Linked DNA regions of Mus musculus: region 1 is linked to region 2. A link is a loop called in an ENCODE intact Hi-C map of the cell type or tissue named here. Cell type or tissue: left cerebral cortex. All regions are shown on one strand. Links, peaks and the distances in the headings refer to the core of each region. The heading gives the core; the rest is flanking DNA.

What was found. Hi-C counts contacts between places; a loop is a spot of excess contacts. Peaks named below come from ENCODE experiments on the same cell type or tissue, not always from the same donor. Only the 100,000 strongest peaks of a DNase experiment are listed, where the experiment ranks them.
Region 1: a loop joins it to region 2, with 5 times the contacts of the local background. A loop is called at or near these places in 2 of 42 quality-filtered maps.

Annotation. Positions count from the first base shown.
Region 1 is chr14:8,201,551-8,216,428 of GRCm38, forward strand. Kctd6 (potassium channel tetramerisation domain containing 6) reads left to right here and starts at 12,531. Exons shown (of 3, transcript NM_027782.3): 1 at 12,531-12,792. In left cerebral cortex, for the core only: no CTCF peak of the experiment used is centred there; DNase peaks (open chromatin) are centred at 4,757, 7,546 and 8,484; H3K27ac peaks cover 1,485 bases.
Region 2 is chr14:8,143,954-8,158,831 of GRCm38, forward strand. It overlaps Pxk (PX domain containing serine/threonine kinase), which reads left to right. Exons shown (of 18, transcript NM_145458.4): 10 at 123-284; 11 at 641-758; 12 at 2,241-2,319; 13 at 4,127-4,175; 14 at 6,974-7,051; 15 at 7,542-7,628; 16 at 8,128-8,197; 17 at 11,330-11,392. Among named protein-coding and RNA genes, the nearest start is that of Pdhb, 22 kb to the right of the region's middle. In left cerebral cortex, for the core only: no CTCF peak of the experiment used is centred there; DNase peaks (open chromatin) are centred at 5,098, 8,004 and 8,407; H3K27ac peaks cover 1,146 bases.

The DNA.
Region 1 (14,878 bases), core at 2,565-10,564, 57 kb after region 2:
TGTGCGTGTGCGTGTGTGTGTGTGTGGGGACAAGAGGCTAATGCTGGATATCTTTCCGAAAGACCTTTTGCTTTCTCACCTTTTTTTAAAAAATAATTTTTAAAGTTTATTCTTTGATACATTCATACATGTGTACACTATATTTTGATCAGAATCGCCTCATCTGATCATTTGTTCCCTTCCCACTTTCTCTGGAATTCTTCTCACTACATCCCCCTCTTATTTTCATATCTTTTAAAAAGCAAAACAGAAAGCAACCCCCTGAGTTTGTTTACTGTCGCTCAGATACACAGAGGTGTACTGTTATTTACTGACCTACTGGCAACTTGCCAGTTGGCTACACCCTTGAAGAGAAATGGCTCTCCCTTCCCCAGCCACCATTGGCTACAGATAGCTCCTCAGGTAGTGGGTGGAGGCTCATGTGTCCTTTCCCTATCCATTTTGGAAATGTCACTGGTTTGAGTCCAGGTGACTAAGCATAGCTGCTGTGAGTTCATGAGCGAACTCATGTCCTGTGTAGTGTCCTGAGCACAGCATTTCACAGCGGATCCCCATCCTGAACATCTTAAAACCATTATCCCCATTTCCCTGGTGTTCCCAGAGCCTCGAGGGCGAGGGTGGGGCTTACGGTCCATGTCCTGTTTAGAGCTGAGTGCTCAACAACCTTGTGAGGGTTTTTTGTTTGTTGGTTTTTCAAGCCCTGGATGTTCTAGAACTCAATCTGTAGACCAAGTTGGCCTCAAACTCAGAGATTTCCCCCTGTCTGTGCCACCTGGTGTGTCTCACACTATCATAATTCTCAGCACTTTTGATAGTTTTGAATCTCTGCCCACTGCAAACAGAAGCTTCTGGGATTTATGGTCCATGGGAATTAACATGAATATCAGAAGGCAGTTTCACAACATTTAGCAAATAGATTCCCTTCTGTTGCCTATGACCTGTGACCTCCCTAGCCCTGGGGTTTTGACCTGGTGTATAGCACAAGGCATGACTTCCCTCTTGCCCTTAAATCCAATACAAAAAAAATGGTTGGTTCACCCTGTAACTTTCAAGGTATTATTTTCAGCAGTTGCACACCTTGCTGGGAGAACTGGTGTAAATTCAGGGTTCATGTCAGCTATGGACCACTGATGTCTTTTCCCCCTAGCATCCTATATTGGACTTTCCAGAACTATGAAATCAAGTCAACAGGGCAGTTTCCAGATTAGTTCTGCACTGATTTCTTTTCCCATTGATTTCTAGTGGTTAACCAAAATGACAACAACCTGTATTGTTTAGGGGGTGTGTCTCATACCTGGCATCATCTCTCATTTTGCTTTTGTAATAATAATGATCTATAGCTTGTGGGAGAGCATTATCTACCCGCGATGATTATCTCCATTGAAACTTCTTTAAAATTTTAAAGTATTAGCTTACAAAGTAGTGGATGTCCTTAGGACTTTTCATACACCCTCAGTTTGCTTAATCCTTCCTCTACCCATCGTCCCCCTACTCCATCTCATCCCTGTCTAAACCTTTCTAAGCGCAGTATTTTCCCCAGCTTCATCCTCTCCTCGTCCCCTGACTCCAACCCCATCCTCAGATTCCCCATCTACTTACACATCACTTGTGTTCTATTCCCTTTAACGACCCTTTCCCTTCCCACCCTCATGGGCCTCTCCTAGCGTCTTGACCTCTACAGATACCCAAGACTAAGCAACACATTTAAAAATCTGAAACTAAGATCTGCATATGAGGAAGAAAACTGATATTTGTCTTTCTTAGTCCAGCATTTTCCAGCTCCTGTGAATTTCATAATTTCACTTTTTGCAGCTGAGTTAATATCCCATTGTGTATCTGTTCATCAGCTGATGGGCATCTGGGCATATTTCATTTTCTAGCTATTGTGAACAGAGCAGCAGTGACTGTAGATGGGCAAGTGTTTATCTCTGTAGTAGACATGGAGGCATCGGGCCTCTGGGAGAGCAGTAGTGCTCTTAACCACTGAGCCATCTCCTTGGATTTCTCAGTTGAGAAAGCTTGGTTCAGTTTCATGGCCCATTTTTCCACCGGGTTGTTAGTTTTCTTGATATTTAGTGTGATGGTTTGAAAATACTTGGACCAGGGAGTGTCATTATTAGGAGGTGTGACCTTGTTGGAGTAGGTGTGTTACTGTGGGTGTGGGTTTTAATAACCTCCTCTTAGTTGTCCTGGATGTCAGTCTTCTCCTAGCAGCCTTCAGATGAAGATGTAGAACTCTCAGCTCCTCCGCACCATGCCTGCCTGGATGCTGCCATGTTCCCACCTTGATGATAATGGACTGAACCTCTGAACCTGTAAGCCAGCCCCAATTAAATGTTGTTCTTATAAGAGTGGTCTTGGTCCTGGTGTCTGTTCACAGCAGTAAAACCCTAACTAAGACATTAAGTTTCTTGAGGGTTTTTTTTTTTTTTTGGTTGTTGTTGTTGTTTTGTTGTTTTGTTATTTTGTTGTTTTTTACTTTCGAGATATAATTCTCTGCCAGTTGTAGAGATGACAAAGCTTTCCTTCCATTTGCTGTCGACTGCTTTACGTGACAGTTTCACTTGCTGTATAGAAACGTTTTAAAGTCATGTGGTCCCATTTGTTGATAATTGGCTGTATTTCCTAAATGGATTCCCATTCAGAAAGTCCTTTCCTATGCCTGTATGTCAAAGTGTCCTCCTGGCTTTCTCCTCCAGTATTTTCAGAGTTTTAGGTCATATGTTAAGGACCATGTTCCATTTAGAGTTGTACAGATCTATCTAGTCTCATTCTCATATGTACAGATATCCAGTTTTCCATTTGTTGAAGATGCTGTATTTTCTCCAATAAGTATTTTAGGCATCTTTGTAAAGCACCAGGCAGCTGTATTGTGTGGACTTGGTTAGCTCCTCTATTCTAACCCAGTGATACCATGATGTCTTTATTGCTGAGTGATATAACTAAATCAGGTATGGTGGTCTGCCTTCAGCCCTGCTCTCTTTACTCAGGATTGCTTTGACTTTTGGGGGTCTTTCATAGAATTATAAGGTCTTATTTTGTTTTATTTTATTTCTGAAAAACATGGTCTGGAATTTTGGGTGGGATTACATTAATCTATAGGTTACTTTTGGTAGGATAGCCATTTTCACAAATGGCCATAATCATGGGTCTGCTTCCATTTGTTCTGTCAGTATTTTAAACTTTCCCCTCTAGATGACTTTCACTCCTGGGTTAGGTTTATTCTGAGATGTTTTGTTTGAGGCTGCCATGGGTGGAACCATGCCCCTGATTTCCTTCTCTGTATGTTGGTATGTAGGAAAGTCACTGCTTTTTATGTGCTAACTTTGTAGCCTACACATTCCTGACAATGGTTGCCACTTCTAATTAAGTGCTTAGGTTTCTTATGTACAAAATCATATCACTTGCAAATAAAGGCGCTTCAGAGTCTTCCTTCCTAATTGCATTGTTTTTATTTGCTTCTCTTGCTGTAGTTGATATTTCCAGTAGCATATTGAACAGTAGTTGGAAATTAGACTTTATTTTGATGAAAAATTATATGAGGTTTTCTCCCTTTGATATGATGTTGGGTGTAGGTTTGTTGTTTATAGCCTTTATTATGTTGAAATATGCTCCTTTTAGTCTGAATTTCTCCAGAACTTTAACATGAAAGTTGAATTTTTGCCAAGAGTCTTTTCTATGTTTTATCTAAATGACTGTTTGATGTCTGCCCATGAGTGCATTCATGTAATTTGTAACACTTATTGATTTGTATATATTGATCCATCCCTGCATCTCTGGCCTAGAGCTATCTTGATCATGGTGAATGATCTTTTTGATGTATTTGCATTTATTATTGTGAGACGGGTTGTCTCACAGAACCTGAAGCCTATCGGTTTGACTGGACCGGCTGGTCAGTGAGGAAGCTCCAGGGGCTTTCCTCCTCTGTCTCCCTCCTCTCCAGCACGGTGCCCACAAACACACACCACCACACACGCTCTTCACCCGGGCTGTGAGGATCCAAACTCAGGCCCTCACACTCCACAGCCACGAGGGTTTCACACTAAGTTTGATGAGGAATAAGCACTTTGGAAAGAGTGCCGGAGCAGAAGGGTATGAGCTTCAGGTAGCAAAGCGGCAGAACCCGCTAAAGTCAGCTCTTCAGATTCCTCATGCTTGGGACACAGAGGCGCTGTTCCCTGGGCAAAGAGAAAACAGTTCTCACATGTCAGACCTAGAAACTGCTTTAGGCAATCAAGAGAGCCCCTTCCTGAACCTGACTCTCTTAAGTGCTTTCATCTTGAAAGCTGGGTATAGTAGTGGACATTTGTAACTCTAGCACTCAGGAGGTACAGACTGATGAAGCCGTAATTAAAGGCCACTCTCGATCACTCGGTGACTCTGAAGCCAGCTGAACTACATGAGTCTTTATCTCAAAAACAAGACAAAATGAATTCCTTCAGCCAAGGTGCCATGTCCTGAACTCCACAATCACTGCCATGTTTTGACATTGTCATATAGAACTCGTGCATTTGAGGTGTCGCGTGTGTATGGGTCGCCCTTGCTGCTTGAGGGAGGTCATAAGCACACAGGCAGGAAGGGGAAATGTCAGGACAGATAAGGCCTGAGAGGGGCTGGAAGGAACAGGCAAGCACAGGACTGTGCAAATGGACTTATTCTTGTGACACCAACAGTCGTGCAGTGGGTTAGGATGGGCAAGAAGGCAAAGCAAGGCTGAAAACGTGGGACTGCCATGTGTGTGGGTTTTGGAGCAGCCTGGGAGGAGACTCAGAATCTGGAGCTCTCACAAGTCTTCTGCAGGCGTTGGTGATGCTGTGACCAGGCAGCGTCAGCCCCTGGGTGGCATGGAAGGCTGTCAAGACCAGGAGACAAGAGGAGGCACTCATGGGGGCTAAAGATCTTCAGAGTGCCTTCCGGGCACTCTCTATAATTATGGAAAGTCATAATGGTGAAGAGGATGATGACATCCAAGGACACCCACAGGCTTTGCTCACATACTGGTGAGAACCGGATTCCTTTCTCTGGTTCTGTAGCTCCCCGCAGAGTTTTGGAAGCTGATTAAAGAGAAGGCAGGGAACAGCAGGTAATTAGAAATCTTATAAAAAGGAAAAACACTCTTGTCAAACTCACCTAAGTGACTCCATGGCTGGAAGTGGGGGAGGGGCTGGAAACTGCTGCCTATCGGGTTCCTTCTGGCCAGAAGGGTGTCCTGCTGTCCGGATAAATGTAGAAAGGGCCTGAGACCAGCAACCCACCACAGAGGAGAGGGGCCTGCTTAGGAATTTATTTCTGAGTTGGAAGAGCCATAACACCAGAAACAAAGAGAGAGGAGAGTTAGGGAGGAAGGTGAGGAAGGTGGAGGCAGGGAGGGGGAGAGGAGAGGAGGGGAGAGGAGGGGAAGGCATGAGAGACAGGGGGAAGAGTTAGGGCGGGAGGGAGGATAGAGAGACAGACAGGGAGACAAAGAGAGATAGAGAGACAGAGACAGGAAGACAGAGAGAGAGAGAGAGAGAGAGAGAGAGAGAGAGAGAGAGAGAGAGAGAGAGAGAGAGAGCTGCAGAGTAGACCTGATCTTCCTGCTTGGCTGATGAGTAAACAGAAGCTACTCAGCCAAGTCTTGAGTCCAGAGAATCCATGCACAGCTGCTATAGTGGGGCTTCTGCCTCCTGGGGTCCCCAGGGAGCCCTCAGCTCTGAGGGGCTGTGGGAGGTACTGTGAATTGCCTTGAGAGTGTGGCTTGATCCATCTGGTTCCTCTCGGGTTTCCGCAACAGCTTGGCCCCTCGTGCTTACCGTGCTTACCACATAGCCATCTTCAAGGCCTTGCTCCCCATGGAGCCTGCCATGCTAATGCTAATGTGGCTGACTTGGAAAACTGAAGGGAGCCAGACATTCTTTTTGTGTCGTTTCTGCTTCACAGGGACCTTGATGCTCTGAGGCAGAGGGTGGTAGGACTGAGAGACAGACACAAAGCTAACAGGGGAGTGCTCCAATGCAAGAACAGGTTAGAACACTGTTTGCCTCATTTGTGGGCTCTTTAGCAGCCTTCTTTGCTTCTTTCTCTTTGTTGCTCTTTATGTTTCTCTCCTGTGGACCAGGCCACCTCCTGGGTGCCTGGGTTGTTCTGGATGAAAAAGGCTCCTAATGAAGACTAAGGCCGAATCCAGGTTACCGGATGTCACTGGCAACAGATGATGTCAACACGCGGGCACAGTGTGTGCTTGGAGGGCCATGCTGAGGCTTAGTTTGGGAGCCTGCGGTGGGGGTAGAGGGTGAGCAGGGGAGCCATCTTTTCTTATTCCCCTTCATCTCTATCACCATTGTTAGCCAAGCTGCCAGGTTTTGCAGTGGTGCTGATTCCTGATGTGGCTGCCAGGCAAAAGACAAGATGTATTTAGCACAGTGCTTGGGCATACCTATATTAAAAAGGTTGTTTAGCTCAGCTCCAAATTGAACTGAGTGTCCTGTCTTCATTTGCTAAATCTGGCAGCAACATTGCTGATGAATGAATAGGAGTTAGCCAAACAAACAAAGGGAAGGGAAGGGTAGGCCTGGAAGTGCTGGTGGAGGTGCTGGTGGAGGTGGTAGAGGAGATGGTAGAGGTGTTGGTAGTGGTGGTGGTGGTAGAGGAGGTGGTGGTGGTGGTGGTGGTGGTGGTGGAGGAGGAGGAGGAGGAGAAGGTGGTGGAGGTGGTGGAGGAGATGGTAGAGGTGTTGGTAGTGGTGGTGGTGGTAGTGGAGGTGGAGGTGGTAGAGGTGATGGTGGAGGTGATGGTGGAGGTGGTGGAGGTGGTGGTGGTGGTGGTGGTGGTGGTGGAGGTGGTGGTGGTAGTAGTAGGGGGGTTGTCCCAGGACTCATCTAATGAAGTCAACAATGCTAGAGTGTGAGGCACTTGTGTGGTACTGTTCTAAGTCACACAGATGCAGTCTTTGCCTTTTGAGAGTTCACAGGCCAACTGGAAAGGACAGAGGCAAAGAGAGAGCAGGCAGGTCCCATGCAATAACTTACGGCTGCAGGACCTGAGACTCTTGCGGGAGGTCAGAAAGTGACCATGTGATGAAGGGAGAAGATGTAGGCAGAAGTTCAAAGGCTAGGACACCATGTTCTGGATAGAGGAGGCAGCAGATTTGCTGTCCTTGTTGCTCCATGTTGTCCTTGACATGGATAAATGGGCAGGTCTCAGAAACTGAACTGTGAGAGAAGCAAGGGCCCAGCCAGAAGGAAAGATGGGGAGGACAAGGCTGGAAGAGTGAATGGGACCAGATTCCACCGCAGGGGTCTGGGTCTGGGGAACTACTTCAGGAGCATAAAGCAGGCAGGGTGACACAGGCTTTCTGTGGGTGACTCACACAAAGAGAGGAAAACAAAGGAGACCAGAGATGTCCGCAAGGGAACTCTTGGTGGTGTGGTCTGGCACAATCGGTGGTGCACGGGAAGAGGGAAGAGGAGAGATGGATCCTGGCTATGCTCAGGGGGAGACTTGGCAGGCCTGTGCTTCCTGGCACTGGGAAGAGAGGGGGAGGGAGGAGCAGGCATGACTCAAAGCTGCTGGCTTGGGCAGATGGTAGGACAGTGGTGCCATTTGCTGAGCTGAGTGGGGGCTGAGGAGATGGGAGGGGGTGGGAGAGTCTGGTTTGGTTTGCAGTTATCAGGGATGAAGCTGGGGGTGGTCTGGCAAATGGTGGGCTGTGGGAGAGGAGAAACCAGCTGAGCAGAGATGGATATAAAGCTCCCACTGCATTCTGAGCCGCAGTGGCTTTCCTCACACTCTTACCCTTCATGTTCATGGTGGGAAGTGAGGCCAATCTTCAGAGCCGCTGTGGCAGCCTGCAGAGCAGGCCCTAATGACCTTCACTTCCGGATGTCCACACCCCTTACACTGTACAGCGGCTGGTCTGTGAGACCATGCTGCATAGGCATGCCACTTTTGAGGTTAAGTGACATTTGTCAGGAGAGGTTCATATGACAAGGATCTGGTGCTTTGTTATAAAAGTCACATGAGTAATGGGGTGGATTTTGTAGTCTTTCAGGTGACCGTAGCCACTGGTGACAGTTAGACTGCCAGCTCTTGACCCAGGAACTGTGACAAACAGGTGCTGTAACCCCCTATATTTTGAGAGAATTTGTCACTAGGCAAGAGATAACTGTATAGCCGCTAGATATATAGCAAAAGAATAAAAGCATGTGGTCAAAGGAGACCAGGGTCAGGCAGGGTCCTGAGGCTGTTTGTCTGGAGAGTGGAGGCAGAGTGCAGGAGCTCAATCCAGAGAGGCCCAAGGGCTACATATAGGAATGGACCCTGGGAGTCCATTAGCCACCTTAGTTAGAAAGGACAGCGTAAGGCACACAAATCCAGAGCAGTAGGGGAGGGATCCTGGGAGCTCAACAGAAGACAGAACATCCTCTGACATCAGTGGAGCAAGACTCAGAATGGCAGGCTGAATTCCACATTCAAGTTCATTAGCTATGGCTTTCTTTCTCGCTTTATCCTCTCAGCAGACTGTTGGTCTGGAGTGCCTCCTGTAGCATTTGTAGCTGCCATAGTAACAGCATCTTCCAGACTACCCAGCTGTGGGCCAAACATGACCATCCAGATTCTCTCCACAACAGGAGCCTTGATACCTAGAGGCTGCCATGAAAACAGAGACCTAGGAATCACTGAGTGCAGTGTAGGTGTGTGGGTTGGGATCTGCCAGCCTAAAGCCGGTGTTCCCCCACAGGCTGACAACCCTGAGCTGTCCAGAGTAAAACAGTTTCCAGTGTAATTTTTCAATCCTCAATCCCCCAAACCAGGAGCTCTGGATGGCTTATGGAAGAACAGAATCACAGAGAACCCCAAGCATAGAGAAGCAGCCCTGCTGCACATAACCATCTCTTAACTCAAGACTCTCAAACCGGGCTGGAGAGATGGCTTAGTGGTTAAGAGCACTGACTGCTCTTCCAGGGGTCCTGAGTTCAGTTCCATATGGTGGCTCACAACCATCTGTAATGGGATCTGATGCCCTCTTCTGGTGTGTCTGAAGAGAGCAATGGCGTACTCATATACATAAAATAAATAAATAAGTCTTTAAAAAAAACAACAACCAAAAGTCCAATTTATTTAAAAAGAAAAGAGTTTCAAACCACATAGAATAATACAGAGAATAGGCCTATCTCTTTCATAACTATGGAAGCCAAAAATCTAAATAAAATATTAGCCAAGAGAATTTAGCAATATAGTGAAAAACTAAGATGCCATCAAGAATGTATGGATGGAGCTGGGTGGTGGTGGCACACGCCTTTAATCCCAGAACTCTGGAGGCAGAGGCAGGCGGATTTCTGAGTTCGAGGCCAGCCTGGTCTACAAAGTGAGTTCCAGGCCAGCCAGGGCTATACAGAGAAACCCTGTCTGGAAAAAAACAAAAACAAAAAAAGTATGGATGGATTAACAATTCAAGACTGGAACTCATTATATTAGCATCCATCCATAGCAAAGCAAATGCTTCCTAACTCTACAAATATTTCTCTGTGAGAGCTGAGAGCTCCCATCATACTTACCGATGTCATGTTAGGAGCGAAAGACCCAGTTAGTGATGCCTGTCATTACGGAAGTGGTATACAGTTCAATGTGGGTAAGCTTAGTCAGCAGAGAAATGGAAAAAATTAGATAAAGACTAGGTGAGAATATGAATGGTCATTGCTTTTGGACTCTGTGGTTATTCATACAAGAAATCTAAACACACCTCCAGCCTTATTAAAACTAGGAGTAAAACATTATTATACAAAAATTAAAGTGACTGTATTAAGTTATAAATTTGAAAACGTAATTTATTTTATCTATATAACCTTGATCAGACCTATCCAAGTGTGGTGGTACATGCTTTAGATCCCAGCACTCAGGAGGCTGGAAGATCTCTGTGACTTTGAACCCAGCCTGATCTACTTGGTGATAACCTTGTCTTTAAATATATATATGGTCTTTATTTGGAGAAATATGGGAGGTGACTTTTCCAGAGATACCAGTAAATTAAAAGCAGTTCAATTGTAGTGATGCCAAATCCGAGAGATGTTGATCATCAGTGATTTCTATGTTTTCTTTTTGTAGAATACATTATGGGACAAGTGGTATAGTTTAGCAGTACAGAGAGTGTTTAGTTTGTACTGTCCTGGATTCAGTCTTTAGTACCACAAAGACAAACATCCATACTCATTGTATTTTTCTGACTGTAAGTCCAATATCCACATATTGTAGAAAATAAATAAAATTCAGAAGAACATTAAGAAGCAATAAGTGGAGGCTGGAGAGATGGCTGTTCTTCCAGAGGACCAGGGTTCTATTCCCAGCTCCACATGGTAGCTAAGAATGCCGTCTATAAGGTCAATTCCAAGGGATGCACCACCATCTTCTGGCCTGCACAGGCATTGAAAGTAGCACAGGCAGCATCTTACATACATTGCAAGCAAAATATATAAATTTTTAAATACACATAATTTTTGAGAAAATCTTTTGCAAAAGTTACTAACATTTGTATCCTGTTGCCTTGGAATACCATGTTCAATGGTTTAGTCATCAAAGTTTTTGTCTATGTGTACTCCTTTAAAAAAAAAATCAATGTTAGTAGGGGCTGCCGGGGGGTGGGGGGGGAATGGGAGGGTGGGTGAGGAAGTGGTGGCGCACGCCTTTAATTCCAGCACTTGGGAGGCAGAGGCAGTCGGATCTCTGAGTTTGAGGCCAGCCTGGTCTACAGAGTGAGTTCCAGCACAGCGAGGCTACACAGAGAAGACTTGTCTCAAAACAAACAAAAAAATAGGGAAAAAAAAATCAACATTGGGGTACTGTATGTATTAAAATCAACATTGGGGTGCTGTATGTATTAAAATCAACATTAGGGTACTGTATGTATTAAAATCAACATTGGGGTACTGTATGTATTAAAATCAACATTGGGGTCCTGTATGTATGATTTTGTGTCCTGATTTGCAGGAGCATATTCCCATATTCTTTTTAAAAAGATTTATTTATTATTATACATAAGTACACTTTAGCTGACTTCAGACATACCGGAAGAGGGCATCAGATCCCATTACAGATGGTTGTGAGCCACCATGTGGTTTCTGGGATTTGAACTCAGGACCTTCGGAAGAGCAGTCAGTGCTCTTACCCGCTGAGCCATTTCTCCAGCCCTATTCCCATATTCTTAATTAGTTTGTATCCTTGCTTAGATGTCAATGTAGCCGTCCATTGTGTTGAAGTCCACATTGCTTATTTAACCTATCAATTTGATTTTTGGAGAAAAAATAGAATATTAGATGATGATCATACATATAAAAACTAGATTTCAGAACCACCTCACAAACATGCAGATGTGTAAACCAGGTAAGTTTCTGTTTTGTTCTTTTGAGAAAGGGTCTCGTTATGTAGCCTCATCTGTCCTAGAGACTAGCTATGTGGGCCAGGCTAACCTAGAGCTCACAAGAGACCCACATGCCACTGCCTCTAAGTGCTGGCATTAAGGATGTGCACTACTTTTACTATGCCTGGCCCAGGTGAGTTTCTAAGGCCAGTGGCTTTTCACCCATGTAGAAGTGGATTGAGATCTGGCTAGCTAGAAGTGGTGGCTTTTGCATCTTGTCTATGCATGGAATCCAATTAGCCCTGCAGCCTTGATGTCCTTCCTGAAGGGACATTACCCTTGCCAGTCCCATCCAGACTAAGATCCTCAGAGGTATTACACAGGATGACGTTAGTTAGCTCTGCCCTTCTAACTGGCTGCTCTTCTCTGCCTAAAAGGCTGGATCGGTGGTCCCTCTAAGCCATTACTTTACAGAATGGCCTGCCTTAATATATAAGGCCAGGAGTCTTATATATTAATACATTAATAATATTAACTACATTATTATGTATATATTAATATAATATAATTACATCAATATTAATAACATTAAATGTATACTAATATTTTATATATATCAGATCGTCACATCTTCCCTTATTCTCCAAGGCAGCCTTCTTTTTTTTGTTGTTGTTTTTTCAAGACAGGGTTTCTCTGTGTAGCCTTGGCTGTCCTGGAACTCACTTTGTAGACCAGGCTGGCCTCGAACTCAGAAATCCACCTGCCTCTGCCTCCGGAGTTCTGGCGTATGCCACCAAGCCCGGCCAAGGCAGCCTTCTTATTGGACCGCTCTCACCAGGATTCGAACTTGTCTTGTGTGTGTCTACTGGCTGCTTTTTTGAGTCTTGAGACGCGCCTCGGTCTGGGTGGCTGCTCTTCTCTCTAAGCCCTGCATGCGATGAGGTCTATCGACTTAGTGAAAACAGCTGAGGAGAAACAGTTGCGGAGAAGGAGTCCTGGGCAAGCAGGGAAGAGACTGCTGGCGGCCAGGAGGAGAGGCTGAAAGCGGAGGGGGAGTTAGGGGCGTGGCCTGGGCGGAGCTCCGCGCGGGAGTCCTGGGCGGGGCGGGGATAGGAACGGGACGGAGGCGGGGCTTCGGGACTGCTGCAGAGCCCGCCTGACCACGCCGCCCCGGCAGCGCCCAGAGTGCCCGCGGCGATCCGGCTTCCCGGCCTTCGCCCCGCGCCGCCGATAGGGGGCGTCCGCGTTCTCGGCGCCGCGACTCTGCTGAGAAGGCGCCGCCCGCGCCGGGCAGCTGGAGCCGCAACTCCGGGCTCCGGCTCACTCGTCCCCTCTGCCGCCGCCGCCGCCGCCGCCGCCACCGCCGCCGCTGCCGCCGCGGGGCGCGGGCTCGCTCGTCCCCGCGCTCGCGCTCTCGGGCCGCCGGCGTCTCCCGGCCGGGTCGCCTCCGCGCTCGTGCAGTGAGTGGGGCGCGAGCGGGGCCTGCGGGCCGGGGCTGCGGGAAGTCGGGCTGAGGAGAACGGCGGGTGGCGGCCGCGCGTCCCCGGGCTGGCACGAGCCCGCGGCGGGGCCTGGGCGGGGAAATCGGGGACGCGCGGCCGCCTCGGGCTTTGGGCTCCGGCTCGGGTTCGGGGCTCGGTGCGCGTGGCCGGCCGGGCTTGGCTTGCGGGAGACCGCGGAGTAGGGACCAGCGGGCTCTGCGGGGCAAAGGGTTGGTGTTTTGGGGAGTGGTGTTTATTAGCCGCCACTGCCCTAGTTTAAAGCTCTGCTTTTTGGGTTTTGTGCACAAATTGCAGCTTTTTACCGGAATTTTGGGATGTCACGGCGATTTAGTGCTGGGTGTTAAGAGGTGATCCTTGGCGAGGTCGTGGGGAGCCCCTGCAGCACCTGCTGGGCGATGGCAGCGGAGGCTGTGTCTGGGGGTGGGACGGGGAAACGAAACGTGACTGAGATCCTGTTTGGATATTCTGCTGAAGTTGTCATGTTTCTGTTCTGTACACCAGTACATACAGCAAGTTGATAAACCTGGTTTCAGGATTTCGTGATGCAGACAAATAGACCGATGTGACCTGGTTTAGCTAAGAATGTCTGGGATAGCCCAAACAACCTGCTCCAATGTACCCCCCTTGGCAGGCTCATCTTTTTCGCTGTTGCAGATATTCTAGTATGGGAATAATGGTGGGGTATTACAGGCCCAAAGCCAGAAGTGTTTCAAAAGAGTAAAGATCTAAGTAGGTAGGGTGGGAGAATCACCCTTTGGATGAAAACCAGGAGCCCACACGGATTCTTAGTTTTTTGTAATACCGTAGGTAGAAAGATGGCCATAGAATTTGAAAATTTTTAAAGTGTATTTTAGCTGAAGCAATAGCGTGGAAAGCAGTCTTATGGTCACTCCTATGATCCATCGTCGCATCCTGGATTTTAATAGTTGGGGTCTATTTTAAACGGAACACGTATGTGTGTCTTCTGCTTTATCTTGAGACAACCCTGAGTCATGCTTTCTAGAAGTCCCGAGAGCTCACGTGTCTGTTTGTCTCTGCGAACGCTGGACATCATTTTACCTTTAGTTTTTCTCACGGCAACTGCGGTGGGATCTCCGGGAAAGGAGGGCCAGGGACGGGACAGAGTGGGAACACAGATTGGTCCTAACCTGCATGTTCGCCCACCGTGTCTGACTTACCTATTTAAATTTTGGTGATGCTGCGAGTAGTAAAGGGCGGTCTACTCAGGTTCTCACAGCCCTCTGCTGGCATGCTGCACGTGAATCCAGAGCGCCACTCCTCACTGCCCTGTCGGCCAGTTTTACCTCCATTGTGTTTAAACGGTGTGGTTACTTTTGGGAAGGTCATAATACCCATTTTGGTGGAAACTGAGGGAAAGTAGAATTTTATGATTTGTGACTCTGACAGCACTTAAGCTGGAGAGTATATATTCTTCTGGTTTGATACTGTCAGAAGATTCATAATTTCTTGTAGGACTTTCTCCCTTTTTGCCTACATTTCCTTTCTTCTAGCCCACGAGGTTGAGAGAGGGGTTTAGTTAGTGGTAATTTAGCTTTATAATCCCATTATCCTTGTGCGCTCGCTACTTGTGCTGGCCTGTATGTGGATGTTAACTCCGAAGACGCCAGGAGATGCCACTGAACCAATTACTATAAAAAGTATTTCACTTTCAAACTCCCACGTTCCCAAGAACAGAGAAACTCAGTACAAAGGCAGCTTGGAAGGTAAGTATAGGTGGAGAGAGAAAATTTACCGGTCTTCATTTTGGGATGGCAGACACAAAGGTTTCAGTAGAAAAGCACTTGGAAGGGCTACCCAGAAAGCGTGGGAAGGCAGTGACTACAGTTGTATCATTACATTTTCTAATCCGAGGTTAGCATTACGGCATATAGACTGTTACAGGGGAGGAGGACTTTTGCTCTGGAGCGTCTTACTCAATAGCAGAAGTAAGTCTAGAATGTTTGTGCTGTCTTATCATAACCCCCACTGTAGCTTTGCTGTGGTAAGGAGGGTTCTCACAGGTTAAGTTGTTAACTTCCTGGAG
Region 2 (14,878 bases), core at 3,289-11,288:
AGTTGTCAGCACATTTTAACCTGAGCCATCTTGTTTTTTCCAAAAATATTTGAACCATGAGTTTACCTTGTGTTATATGTGAGTGAATTGGGAACAGTTAACCCGCACGTCTTCTTTAATAGGCACTAAAGTTTCTTCATGACAAGGGATTCCCTTACGGCCACCTCCATGCAGCCAATGTGATGCTGGATGGCAACACTTGCCGGCTGCTAGACCTCGAAAACTCACTGCTGGGTCTGCCTTCCTTCTACCGATCCTACTTCACACAATTCAGGAAAATCAATGTGAGTTCTGGCAGTCATGACAGGTCTGTGTTTAGGTCAAATTACCCTGTGCATTAAGCATTGGAAAATTCAATTGGAAAAGTTGGAGTGTACCTTGCTCCTATTTCTCCCATGGAGCATTGCTGGATCTCTAAGAGGCAAAGATGACATGGTGGGACAAGGAAGTAAATAAAATCATTGGTTGAAAATGACATATAGCCTAAGTCAGAAGGATGCCTTGTGAGCCTTATAAAAAGGCTTTGGAGTTACATTGGGAATGAGGCTACCCTGAGCCTTGTTTCTCCGTGGAAGCCTGGGCAGGGGCAGTGAGGGACAATGACTGAAGGTTGAACGTGGCACTGCTCTTTCTTTCCCAGACATTGGAGAGTGTAGATGTGCACTGTTTTGGCCACTTACTCTATGAAATGACTTATGGACGACCTCCCGACTCCGTGCCTGTGGACTCCTTTCCTCCTGCATCATCCTTGGCTGTGGGTCAGTACAGGGCTTGGCAGTGGGGTGTGCTGGGATCTGGTAGTCTACAAAGCTGCTTAAGCGCTTACCAAACTCCAAGAAGGATGGAGGGCCAGTTGTCATGCTCGCCAGCCAGAGCACTGAACATGTGGATGGTTTGTCTGTCTGTTCATCTGTCTGAAGCTTCTGGAGAAACTTCTGTAAACTGCACTGTAATTCTGAAAGCAGGACAATGGAAAGAGAACTGTGGCCAGCTTGGGTTTTAATCAGAAGCTAAAGTGAGGGTCAGGCAACTTTAAGCCAAACTTGAGGAGCCAGGCAAGTGTCAGAGTCCCATCCAAGGAGGAGTGGGAATTAAAAGGAACTCGAGAGCCATGGCTGGAGGCCTGGAAGATAAGGGCCTCGCCTGCCCAGCCAGGCCTCCAGATTCCAGGCAGGTGTTCAGGAGCTGTTACAGTCTTACCCAAGGAGACTAAGGAGGACGGAAGAACAGGTGAGGCACAAGGACCCGTGTAAACTCATCTTAGACCATCCCATTCTTGAGTGGCCAGCTCAGAGCTCAAGGCTGGAAGAAAAAGAGCCCAAGGTAGCTTTGGGGACACTGTTTGGAATCTGCAATCACTCTGTCAGTTTTCACTATGCCAAATGAGGCAATTCAAGAGAACAGACATGGGCCTGGTGTGGTGCTGCACGCCTTTATTCCCAGCACTCGGGAGGCAGAGGCAGGCAGATCTCTGCGAGTTTGAGGCCAGCCTTGTCTACAGAGTGAGTTCCAGGACAGCCAGGGCTGTTACACAAAGAAATTCAGTCTCAAAAAACCAAAGTGAAGCTGGACGTGGTGGCTCATGCCTTTAATCCCAGCACTCGGGAGGCAGAGGCAGGCGGATTTCTGAGTTTGAGGCCAGTCTGGTTTACAAAGTGAGTTCCAGGACAGCCAGGGCTATACAGAGAGACCCTGTCTCGAACCCCCCCCCCCCCAAAAAAAAAAGAAAGAAAGAAAGTGAAAAAACACCCTGGTAGTGTTTCCTGCCAAGTTTGAACAGCTGAAACTAACCAGTGACCTGTGGGTATGAGAGTCTGGCCACTCTTTTATAACATCAAGGTGTTTGATGACAAGCTGTCAGCAAGTGGCATTTTGTGTCTTGGTTTCCATTAAAAGCAAGCAAGCGTGAAAACCAGGTTCTGAATTTTGCTTTTGTGTACTGTTTACTTCTCTCTAAAGAGAACAGTTGTATGAACACTATCTTGATGCCTTCCTCCATTTCTCCCTGGAGTAGACTTAGCTGTCTGTCAGCATGAGGTTTCTGAGGCATTTCTTTTGAGTCATTGATAATGGCAGTGTTTCCCATCCCCCCACGTATGCCATCTGTCTGTATGTGAAGAGTTTTGACACTGTCCTGATCAGCCTGCAGACAGTTGTTGCAAAGAGATGTCAAACTTTTCCTCACCCAGTGGATCTGCGAGAGTTCTGTGGGACTAAAATGTGTATCTGTTCATTTCAAGTGGCCGTATTGGAGTCTACGCTGTCTTGTGAAGCCTGTAAAAATGGCATGCCTACCGTCTCCCGGCTCTTACAGATGCCGTAAGTCAATCATATGCATTGGTTGTAATCTTGGTAACTGTGCTGAACCTTGGACCACTCTGCCCAGAGCCCGGTGCCACGGTAATGACTCAGTTTGGTCCCTGCAGAGTTGAAGTGACTAGCTTGCTGTCAGGCACTTACAGCATGATACCATGACCCTTTCCTTGTGACCACTCTGCTTAGTCCAGTTGCTGTCCTGGAAATCCTGTGTCCTTCCCACGTGTCCCATCACCATTAACACGTGTGTGTGTTTGTTGAACTCCTGATTTAGGAAATACAATAGGAGGGTCCTCCCTAGCACCTCTCTCTGCTGGTCCTGCCCCAGCCACCAGCTGGGTACCCACCAGGCCTTGGCGGGCCTGCCCTCCACAAGAAAGCGGTGTGTTCTTGGGTTCCTGTGCTGTTGTTTGTTTATTTCATCTCTGAGCACTAGCTGTTAAATAGCTAGTGTGTACCAAACTTTGTACCAAGGCTTTGGTACTCAAAAGACCTCTTCCTGTCAGCACAGTTGTGAGGAGCTGAGCGTGTAAGGCCTCCTTAGGGCCTCTCCTTAGGTGTGGTACCTTCATGCAGAGGTTAAGGTGATATAGCCGAAGTCAGACAAACCTGTGACTGTATGTCAGCTTCATTCTTCCTCCCAGAAGGACATAGGCAAGCTTTCTGAGCGTGTTGCGAGGTTTCCCTAGCCCTGCTTCGTCTGCACCAGCTTGTTGTATAGCAAAGGTATTCAGGAAGTAACAGCAGCAAACATGGCAGGGGACAAAGTTCAGCCAGAGGCTACACTACCGGGCCCTCATTCCTTCCTTCTACCTGGATAGAGACGGCCTACTATAGGCCAGGCAATTCCCCCCCCCCCCCCCCCGCCCCAGGGAAGCTGATGATCAGAAGAAACAAGCCCTTGTCCACGGGATGTGACACTGCAGCATCTGTTTCCAAACCAACAGCCACTAATAACAACATACATATGAGAAAATACATCTACTTTGAAACCTACAACATTTGCCACAGACTCCTGGGTCAGAGAGCACTCAGTCAGGGAGCAGTGGGTGAGGTTGCCTGCTCCGATGTGCACCTGCATCGTCTCCCCAGGGCTCTGTGCTTGTTCCAGCCTCAGCATCAGGACAGGTATTCTGTCTTCCCCAGAACGTTCCACCCCATGGGCTTCCGCTTTAAAGAGGTGTGTCTTGTGTTTAGTGAAAATCTGGAAGTCAGAGGATGAATGGCAGGAGAGGACCAGGATTCCAGAAGGATGCTGAAAAAGGCGTTCATCATTTCTGTGTGGGGTGAACTTCTGTCTGTCTCAACAGAATCTCACATTAAGAGCACTAAGTCACTTGGACACTGTCCATACAGTCCTTCCAACCACAGAAGTCCACAGTGCTTCCTGCTGTTGTTCTAGTAACATACCTTGGAAGAAAGAATTGATGCACGCCAGAAACTACTGTTTTAGAATGAAGTGTGTCTTAGATTCCAATCAAGACAGAATAAACCGCCTTTTCAGATGCAAGAAAACAAATAGTTCTGTTTAGAAACATCTGTTCAATATATCTGCAACATTTTGCAAACTGGTATTTATCAACTCTTTTAAAAAATATTATATGGCCCACAGTGTCACATATAACTGACCTGGTCCCTCCCTAAAAACAGCTCTGAGGGCACCGAGTGACTTGGAAGCACCTTTGCCTTTGCTGACAGACTTGGAGTGGTGGCTCTGGTGGGCTCAGAGGTGGTAAGCTGCCCTGCCCTGCTCTGAGAGTACCCCCAGTACTGAGATTAAACCCTTATGCATTTGTTTCTTTTCTTATAGATTATTCAGTGATGTTTTACTAACAACTTCTGAAAAGCCACAGTTTAAGGTAAAGCAAATTATATAATTTTTGGGTTTATGACATAAGTAACTTGACTTTGAAAATTAATTTTTTAAAAAACTAAAAGGTTCATAAATGAAAAATTAGGAAGGACCCAAACACCCTACTATAGCTAGTTACTCTTTTGACTGTTTATAATGCATGAGGTTGTTTTATTAGGTGTTTGTGTGTGTGTGTGTGTTTGTTTTCCTTTCAAGACAGGATTTCTCCGTGTAGCCTAGCCTGACCTAAAAGTTGTTCTGTAGACCATGCTGACCTTGTACTCAGAGATCCACTTGCCCCTGCCTCCAAGCCTCCAAGTGAAGTGCTGGGATTAAGGTGTGTACCACCACTTCCTGGCTTTTTTAAAAACCAGATTTGGGCTGGGCGTGGTGGCGCACGCCTTTAATCCCAGCACTCGGGAGGCAGAGACTGAGTTCCAGGACAGCCAGGGCTATACAGAGAAACCCTGTCTCAAAAAAAAAAAAGAAAAGAAAAGAAAAGAAAAGAAAAAGAAAGAAACAGACTTGGATAGCCTGCCTTCCCAATGCTGGGTTATAAGCATGCACCACTATGCCTAGCTATATATAGTACATGTATTTAAAACATTTTATCCACTAAAAGTGAAATGTATAAATGCATTATAATCCTGTGGAAAGTAATTATTATTTAGGCCAATATCAACAAAATAGTGGGATCTGGAAGACAGAATATAAACCCAAATATCTGTATGTAAAGAAAACTGGGAAGGACCTATTAGGAGAAGCAGCAGTATGGAGCGGTGGTCCTGGGCTTTACGCTGCTCTGTGGCTGCTAGCAGCCATTTGCTATTTGGGGCCACATTGCCCTCTGCAGTGGTTGGCCTACGCGCCAAGCCCGGGAAGCCCAGCCCTGCTTCTCCTTGGATGCAGTAAACCTCCCACCTCCTCAGCTGCTTTTCAGTGCTGGTTGTTTTGTTTAAGTCATCTCTCTATGGTTTCCACGGCGACTGAATCATCTTTCATTCCTACTCAGTACACAAGGGTTCCAATTGCTCTACATTCCTGCCAAGACTTGTGTTTTACCTGCATCTATGTCTGTGTACTACACAAAAGCCCCGTGCCTGCAGAGGCTAGAAGGAGGCATTAGATCCCCTGGGACTGTAGGTACAGATCATGAGCTGCCACGAGGCTGCCGGGGACCAAACTCAGATTCTGTAAGAACTCACCATTGAGCCGTCTCTAGAGCCCAAATGTTTGTAATTCTTTATTGTTATTCTTGTCTGTCTGTCTGTCTGTCTATCTGTCTGTTTGCACTGGGGTCTCACTATAACTCAAGTTGGCCCAAAACTTGCCTTATAGCCCAGGCTATCGTGGAACTCAAATTCTCCTACCTTGAATTCCTGAGTGCTGGGATTAACAGCTTGTACTACCATGTCAAACTTATTTTATGTTTTTTTTTTTTGATGGTGACCATCATAATGGCTATGAAGAGATATGATATCTAATGTGTGGTTTTGATTTGTATTTGTTCAGTGTTGAACTTTTTAACTGATGAAAGTACCATTTGATAAGGCAGGGGTTTTTGTTACTATTGTTATTTTTAATCATTTGTTTCTTTTCTTTTTTTTTTTGGTTTTGGTTTTGGTTTTTTGAGACAGGGTTTCTCTGTATAGCCTTGGCTGTTCTGGAACTCACTTTGTAGACCAGGCTGGCCTCGAACTCAGAAATGAACCTGCCTCTGCCTCCCAAGTGCTGGGATTAAAGGCGTGCGCCACCACGCCCGGCTCGTTTGTTTTTTTCTTTGAAGAAATTTCTGTTAAAGCCCTTTTCCCATTTTTAAGTTGGGTTATATATTTTTGTTGTTCATTTGTATAAGTTTCTCCATATCTATTATATCAAGTCCTTATAAGTATTGGCCTGTTTTAAATTTCATTGTGAGCAGTGTCTTTTGTTGAACAAAGTTTTAGTTTTAACTAGTCCGAGTTATTTGTTGTTTCCTTTCATTACCTATGTTTTTGGTGTTGTATCCAAGAAGTCATTTCCAGCCAGGTAGAATGGTATATGCCTGTAATCCCCGTGGCAAGAGGAGCATTAGTTCAAGGCCAATTCCCTGCCTTAGCAGAGAGCCAGAACTGGTGGTGGGTGGTGGCAAACACACACAGCAGCCGAGGAAGCTGCAGGGGGAGTGTCACAGGTGTACACAAGGCCTGTGTGGACAGTTCGCAGATGCTGTCCTCCAAGCAAGATAAATAAATAGACAGACAATAAGAAGGAAGGGCCTCCCTGAGCTTTAGGGGGTTGACAGTTTTAGGTCTTGCACCCATGCTGAATTAATTTTCAAATATGACTTAAGGCAATGATTTAATCTTACTACTTTTTATGTAGTATTTGACTTTTACCAATGCCCTTTTGAAGCTATTGTTTTTTCCTGGTTGTGTGTGTGTGAGACCATTTGTCTGTGTACAAGAGGGCATGTTTCTGGGATCTCTCATTCTGGTCTATTAACTGTGTAATAATTGGTTTTGAAATGATATTTTGTGAGATCATGTGATAATAGGTTTTGATGCTGTGTTTGTTCTTTGAGACTGCTTTGGCAATTCTGGAACCCTTGAATTACTTGAAACATAGTGTGTTTATGCTTTAAGTTTATGATCTGTTGTCTGAAAGTGCTGGCAAGGAGAGTGTAGCTGGTGTACATGGAGCATGGTTTTAACTGGCTTTGCTCTAGAGGACCTCCATGTGATGACGGCTGCTGCGGCATGTGTTGAGAACTCAGGAGACTCCAACCACTTCACTCAGTAGCTCATGTACTGATTCTCCCTTCAGATTCCCACAAAACTAAAAGAGGCATTGCGAATTGCCAAGGAATGCATAGAGAAGAGACTCACCGAGGAACAGAAGCAGGTAAGCTGGCGGTTGCTCCGCATCCCCTGTGATCATTCAGTGACCCATTCACAGTGATTGACTTTGGACGTTCACCCACATCCCCATTCCGTGCCTACTTGCTCTTAACCAGATTTTGGGCTAAGTTCTGTGACACAGAACAGCATCTCACAGGTCCGCCTTCAGCCTGCTCAGTGTGTGTAGAGCAAGCACACGCACTGGCGTGACCATCCTTCCTGATGAGGACTCACTGGTGGGGTGGGCGGTTAGCAGCACTCATGGGTCACAATCTGCCGTAAAGATCAATGGCAGGAAGGAATTGGGAAAGTGAGAAGGGTCACTGTCACTCAGCATGCCCTTCTTCCAGAGAGCCAGAGCTGAGCCACAAGCGGGCCAAGAAAGACCTTGCTTATCCCAAGAGCTTAATGTGGTCAAACACATAGAAGTCTCCTTGGGAACCTGCTTTGGGTAGACTTGGTTTACACTTGTTGGGGATTGTGGTCTCTTAAAGATTCACCAGCATCGAAGACTAACGAGAGCCCAGTCACACCATGGGTCTGAGGAAGAAAGGAAAAGGAGAAAGATCTTAGCTCGAAAGGTAAGCCTTTGTCCCTGTGTTCTCTTTGAAATCCTTGACTGCACGAGGAGAAAATTCTAAGGCTGATGGTGCACACTTAGTGACACAGTTTTATCTTGGACGCTAAAAGCCTTTCTGGATGACGGGTTTGGAACGTACCATGCATATACACCGCCTCCCACCAGTCGGGTCCTGCAGCCTCTGCCCCAGTCTGCCCTGCTCCTGTTCAGTAGAAGATTATGTTTTTAGTGGAGTGTTGCACACACACATGCACACGCACACGCGTGTCAGTAGCATAGAGTTTGCTGGCAGAAGGCAATGGGAGGAGACGGTCAGGGTGGGTGTTAAGCCAGCATCTTGGTTTTATTTTCTCCTGTGGCTGTGGCTTCTCTGCCTTAGGTTATGAAGCTGAATATACCACTTTTCACAGCTAGTGAAACTGTATGTCTGGAGGTTTTTAAACTCTCAGCTCAGAGTGCTTTTTCTTTGCTTACCACCCACCCTTCTTTTATTTTTAAAGAAGTCAAAACGATCTGCTGTTGAAAACAGTGAGGAGCAGCCAGTGAAGCACAGTAACTCCAATAACTCAGGTAACTGGTTGGATGTTGTCTTGGGCCCAGCACCCAGAGGTGCAGTTCAGGACTCTGTAGGTGGATCAGTGCAGTGATGAGAGCAGAGATTAGAAAACTCTGTCCCCCGTGAAGAATTGTGACAACACTCATATGCCCACCTCTGCACTGATGGCTAGACTCCATCTGTCAAAGACGGGAGCATTTGACATGGAACAAAATCAGGCCCTTCTGTGTATATGGAAATTAGCCTAGATCTTGCCCACTGCTCTAGAACCCATGTGGTTGAAGGATGTGCTCCCTCGGAGGACTGAGGAGTAGACTCTTTGGTGGGGTGGGGCGGAGGGTTGCGTTGGGTGTGTGAGTGTCAGAGTACCTCTTTTGAGTCATTCTCTCAGTCATCATCTGGACTCTGAGAGTCTTGACAGTCAGTCTCAGCTGCCCCTCTCTCTGCTGGCCGTGCTGACTTTGAGCCTAATGTATATTCCTTTGGACCAGATTGAAGGTCAAATGGAGTGACCTGCTTATGAATCTGTGAAGTACAGCTCATTGCAGAGTAGGGGGGTTTCAGTAACCCAGGCAAGCTCAGCATGACAGGGAATGGGAAGAGGAGACTGGAGTGAGGCTGATTATACTTTAAAGAGATGAAGGAGCCATCAGAAAGGGAGAAGCTAAATAGATGCAAAGAAGTGGGTGATGGAGAAGGGCCCCAGGGAGCATTGACAGCCCATTGTCCACGTCAGGAGCGGAGGAAGCCCATTCATCTCTAAAACACCGGAGAAGGACGGACGGACATGTGAAGAAGTAGAAGTCTAAACGTGGGAGGGCTGGACACAGCAGTGTATGCTTGTAGTCCTAGCTACTCACGCCTGAGGCAGAGTCTTTTTTTTTTTTTTTTTTTTTTTTTTTTTTTTTTTGAGACAGGGTTTCTCTGTGTAGCCCTGGCTGTCCTGGAACTCACTCTGTAGACCAGGCTGGCCTCGAACTCAGAAATCCGCCTGCCTCTGCCTCCCAAGTGCCGGGATTATAGGCTTGCGCCACCACACCCTGCTCCTGAGGCAGATTCTAAGCACAGGAACTGAAGACAAGCCTGGACACTGTAGTGAGACTGGGTGGGATGGATGGATGGATGGATGGATGGATGGATGATTGGATGAATCAATCATAGGTCATACCTCACTTTCCTTGGTCAATTCAGATGTTTGCCCACACTAGAGGACATACTGAGAGGTACACTAGCAAATTGAGCTGTACCTTGAAGGCTAGACTCTCTGAAGCCGAGAATGCAAGAGGTGTAGGTAATACTGAAGATTGGAATGCGAGTGCTAAAGCTCTAGGAATAGGATGAGGATGGTGACACGATCACAGAATCCTAGGTTTTGAGTCAGGCACAGTGTTGGGGGGGAAAGGAGGTCCCAGTGAGGACCAACACATGCTTGGGGAATGGAAGCTGCTGTGACTGGCATATAATTTCACATTTGGAAATGCATTTGCTTCCTAGTTTATAGGGTGAACAGGGGCTAGTCGGTGTCAATGGTGGGGAGATGCAGTCTCCAGCCAGCACATCCATACACTAGTGACTCTGGTTAAGCGGCTGGTTCTTGGTGAAGCAGAGAAGGCCTACTCTACTCTTTCTCTTCCCAAGATTATGCCTGCTGTCCTCCACATGCAGCAGAACAGGTCACCAAAGGAATCCAGGAGTGAGGTAGGGATGTAGCTTAGTTGATAGAATGCTCACCCAACATGCACAAGGCCTTGCTTCCATTCCTCTAATACAGTGAAGTGGGTATGGTGGCATGTGCTTGCAGAGAGCACTTATGCAAACAGGAGGATCAGGATGTCAGGGTTGTCTTTATCCACATAGCAAGTGTAAGCTAATCTAAGACACATGAAACCTGTCTGGAAAAAAACCAAAAAAACCCAAAAATCCTACCCAAGATATCTCAGGAGTTTAGGAAAGACAAGTACTGGTTATTGGTAGAAATGCAGTTACCAACCGGTCTAGAATCACAAGTTCAGTTTTCTGTCTAGAAGATCTGTCAGTACTGGATCAGCCCTCCTGTTGCACAGAGCTGAGGAAGTATTTTGACAGCTGTGGTTTAGTTAGGACTCATCACCAGTGTGTCCACAGGGACAGACGAATCCTCTGAGTCATTAGTGGAGTGATGGTAGAGCCCTACCCTCAGAGCTGGTGGTGGCTGCTCAGTGCTGCATGACAACAGCACGACAACAGCAACTCCCCTGGTGCAGTTCAGGGCCAGGCTGTCCTCTCCTTAGGCTGCCCTTCCTGGTCCCACATAAGAGGCTTCTGCTGCAGGGCTAATTCCTTGGGCTGGGGCATATTTTCTAGGGATTTTTTCAAGCTGTGGGGATTTTAGGTTTTGCTTATGGTTTTTAACCCTAAATGAGGGTGTTTGCTGAGTCTCATTAAGAAAAGGTCGAGGGAATCCCCAGACTTGGGCCTGAGCCTCTTTAACTGAGCTCTGAGTGTCTGCTTGTCCTAAGGAGGTGCTGACTCAGTGGTTCAATGAGTAAAACCTCAGTGGGCGTAGTAGCGCACAGCCAGAGGCAGGCGGATTTCTGAGTTCCAGGACAGCCAGAGCTACATAGAAAGACTGTGTCAAAGAGTCAGATGTGGCAATGTGTGCCAGTGGTCCCAGTACTTGAGAGGCTGAGACAGAATAATCGTTGAGGAGGCTACAGGGAACGAACGAATGGATAAACAGAAAAATCATTGAGAAGGATACAGGGAACCAACGAATGGATAGAGGGAGGGAGGAAAGGAGAAAGGGTGTGTGCATAAATGCTTCAAGGTGCTCTTGGGAGACGCTTGCACAGGCTGCTGTGACCGTGGTCATTGGTCATTACCCAAGGATGGGATTGGTTCAGGAGAGAGGCTGCAACCAGTGTGGATGCTACCCTGTTCTCATTGGTCAATAAATCTTAGTGGCCTCACGAAGGAAGTACACCCTGCACTAGAGTGAAAAACCTGTCACCACTAGTCTAATTTTTAATTTCTGTCCTTCATCACATGATTCCGCAAGCTCCACACGATGGGCTGATTACAGATTTTTCTACAGTGCTGACTTTATACTCATGCCAAGTTTAAATGTCTGCCTTGGGGCTCCATGAGGATTTCTCTGTTTCTCTTAGCAGGATCTGGGGCCAGCTCACCTCTCACATCCCCATCATCTCCAACTCCACCCTCCACAGCAGGTTAGTAATTTGTAACCTCTCTCTCCATCAACGGGGGAGGTGGACTTGCCTTGGCTCAAGCATTTTAGGGGTTAGACCCCACCTGTCTTCTCCAGAGGGACATCTGCAAATTAAGACGTGTCATCTAGAGGCTTGATTCCCAAGCTCAGCACTTGGGGGAAGGCTGCTTTGAGGACCACTGGTCCTCTCTAGCATAAGCTTTCTGTTTGCTGAAAAGCCTCTTGCAAGGCTCATTGGGTCAGAGCTTGTCTTAGGGCAGAAAAATAAAATGTTTGTCCTGGCCTTTGTCCTACCACAGTTTAGTCTTCCAGTCTTCCTGCTGTAGGTTTGTCATGTTAGAGCTGATGAGATATCTAGCTCAGAGTAAAATATCCCTACCAATAAATGTCCTGATAGCCATTTGTTCTCTGTCCCATCCTCTAAAGCACATAATTATCTGGATAGGCATTAACTTTTGTTCCACCTTGTGAACTGAATCAGATACTGTGAGGATTTTTTGGGGGAAGAAAAAAAAAAGCTGACAAAGAGTTGTCTTTGCAGCTGGGCGTGGTGGCGCATGCCTTTAATCCCAGCACTTGGGAGGCAGAGACAGGCGGATTTCTGAGTTCGAGGCCAGCCTGGTCTACAAAGTGAGTTCCAGGACAGCCAAGACTATACAGAGAAACCCTGTCTCGAAAAACCAAAAAAAAAAAAAAAAAAGAGTTGTCTTTGGGAGTACCTACAAAAACACCAGTTCTGGAATACTGTCTCATGTCTCTCCTTTTTGAACTAAGATCCTTTTTCGACCATTTGCAAACTAATAAAAACGAGGGGGCAGCGTTTCTGCTCCTCCTCCTCGGTGTCTAAGATGCTGATTCTCCCATTCAGTTTGTTGCTGTCCTCGGAAGAGTTCTTCCAGCTGTATGAAAGGGAGATCTTTGGCAGGGCTGCGCTGAGCTGACAGTACCATACACTTTAATGCTTATGGTATTACCCAAGAACCTCTGAGAATTTTAAAGTGGCTGCCTTTAAATGACTCTAACTAAGCTTCCTGGGGGAAGGGGTGAATTCAAGAGGGCTAGCTCTGATTGACTCTGTCCTTGCTTGCTAAGAAGACTTACTGTACAATGTTCTAGGGAAGGGGCCAGTTTTATGTCGCAAAATGCCAGGTCATGGGGATGATTCTCTTGTTCTGACTTTCTCACCAGATTTTACAAGGAGCTTCCAAATAGACAGAACTCTCATCTGGAGATAACTGTCTGAGCTAACTAGACATTTCTGGAAATCTACTGTTTTCCAATTTTGAGCCATTTTCCATATAACATGGTGTAATTCCCTATCATTTGTATGTGCTGAGGAAGTGGAGAAGATTCTGAGACGTATATCCTTGGTTACCAGGGAGATGCCTGCTTAGCGTTCAAAGCACCTCACTGTATGAGTGGTAGTTCTCTCCCATTCTCACCTTTAGATGCCTTGCTTCATTCATAGTCTAGGGACCCTTGTAGGGGAACTTCCAGGTTGCTTTCTCTGAATGGGAGTGATAGCAGATAATAGCAACGTTACAGAGACTGAGGTAACTCTGAGAATGTGAGAAGAAACTGCAAGTTTTTGTAGCACCCAGTCAGTATGGGAAAGGTTCCATCTGAGGACAGTGGGGTGGCAGGGAGCAGTACTGTGAACTGAGGGGAACACATTTTGAAGCTCAGGCGCAGTGGCTGTCAGGAGAGGCTTCTGAGCCAAAGTAGCAACTCCTTTGTTCCTTTAATGACTTTGCTGACAAAATTACAGAATTATTCACCCCAAAGACCACACTCTGACCTCTACTGGCTGTTACTTGTAATGAATCTCAGAGCATTCGCCTGGTGACTTAGCGTTGTGGGTGCTAAGCCAGGTAAACACAGGAGGTCTGCTGACCTAACATGGATTCAAGGTATGCTTACAGGTGGTCTGGAGTTTACCAGTAACTCTGTAGCCTGGGTTACAGACAGAGGCAGACAGGCTCCAACTGATGTCCCATGCCTCAGAAGTTCTAAATTGTCAGGCACAGTTCAAGCAGACAAAATTTCTCTAAGGCCTGCTAATATTTTCTTCTTTAATCCCATCACTCAGGTAGCAGAGTCACTAGCAGACCTAACTGTGGGAGGAAGAAGCACGCTCCTTGTTCAGGGCTTCTCCTGGGAGAGGTGAGGGGCATGATTTTCAAGCCTTGTAAGGCAGCTAGGTCAGGCCCTGTAGGAGGGACAGCAGCAGCCCGGTGTTGGCCAGTTGAGTTGAGCCATGGGGCTTCTGATGGCTTCAGTTTTAGGTGACCATGGTAACCAGATCGGGTCTTGTTTAGCTGCATTTAGGATTTGGCAGAGGTGGCAGACATATCTAACTGAAGAGATCTTACTAGTGTGAGCCTGGTCTAGCAGCTGAGACCCTCTCTGCGACTGCCTCCTTTGGGACGGTTTGAGATCAATGCTGAATTGTTGGGGCTAACGCTGGTTCCCCGAGTCTGGTGGCAAATGCATTGGTAGAGTGGCATTCTCTCATACTCTGCAGTAAGGCCCTGTTTTTTTGTTCTTTTCATTTTTTTGATGCTTCTTTAGTTTTTAGTGAGAAAATTTCCAATACTTTTCTATTGTTCCATGACTTATAAAGTCAGCCAGCTTTAAAATTCCTTTATCTCAGTACACCTTATGCCATGTGTTACAAGGAACATTCATTCTCTATATTCATAGAGCTGAGTGTTTTCAAATGTCCCAGTTTGCACACATATAAATATTCACTGTCTCGGAATTTGGAGGAGCAGGCAACAGGGCTACTCTGCCTTTATTCCCTTTTGTGTGTGTGTGCATTTGTGTCTTGTGAGAATTCTGGGGAGGTCAGTAGAAGTTGTTGAACCCATGGAGTTACAGGCAGGTAGTAGCCTCCTCATTAAAGTGCCAGAGGTGGAACTCAGATACTCTGGAAGAGTAGTAAGCATTCATAACCTCTGAACCAGCTCGACAAGACTTGTGGGGATTAAGATGGAATCTCATGTAGCCTAGGTTGGCCTCAAACTCTATTGCATTGGCTCTTTTTAGAAAAAGTAGATTTGCAAAAGAGAGTTAAAGCTGCTAAATAAACCTGAAACTTGATTTTGATAATCACATCTAAGTGATATGTATTCTCATTTTTTAAAAGAAATAGCCATCTACTTTTTAAAAGATTTATTTTATGTATATGAGTACACAGTAGCTGTCTTTAGACACACCGAAAGAGGGCATTGGATGATTGGGAGCCACCATGTAGTTGCTGGGAATTGAACTCAGGACCTCTTAACCACTGAGCCATCTCTTCAGCTCCTCCTGTCTCATTTAATCCTCAACTTTCTTCCTGTCCAACGAGAGTGGATTCCATTTTAGAGAAAAACTGAGCCTCTAGTAGATTGAGAACTTGGCCAAAGTCACAGGTGATGCAGCTGCAACAGCCAGGGTTTGAACTTGCTTCTGCCTCTGTTCGTTTTCCCCACTCATTGAGTGC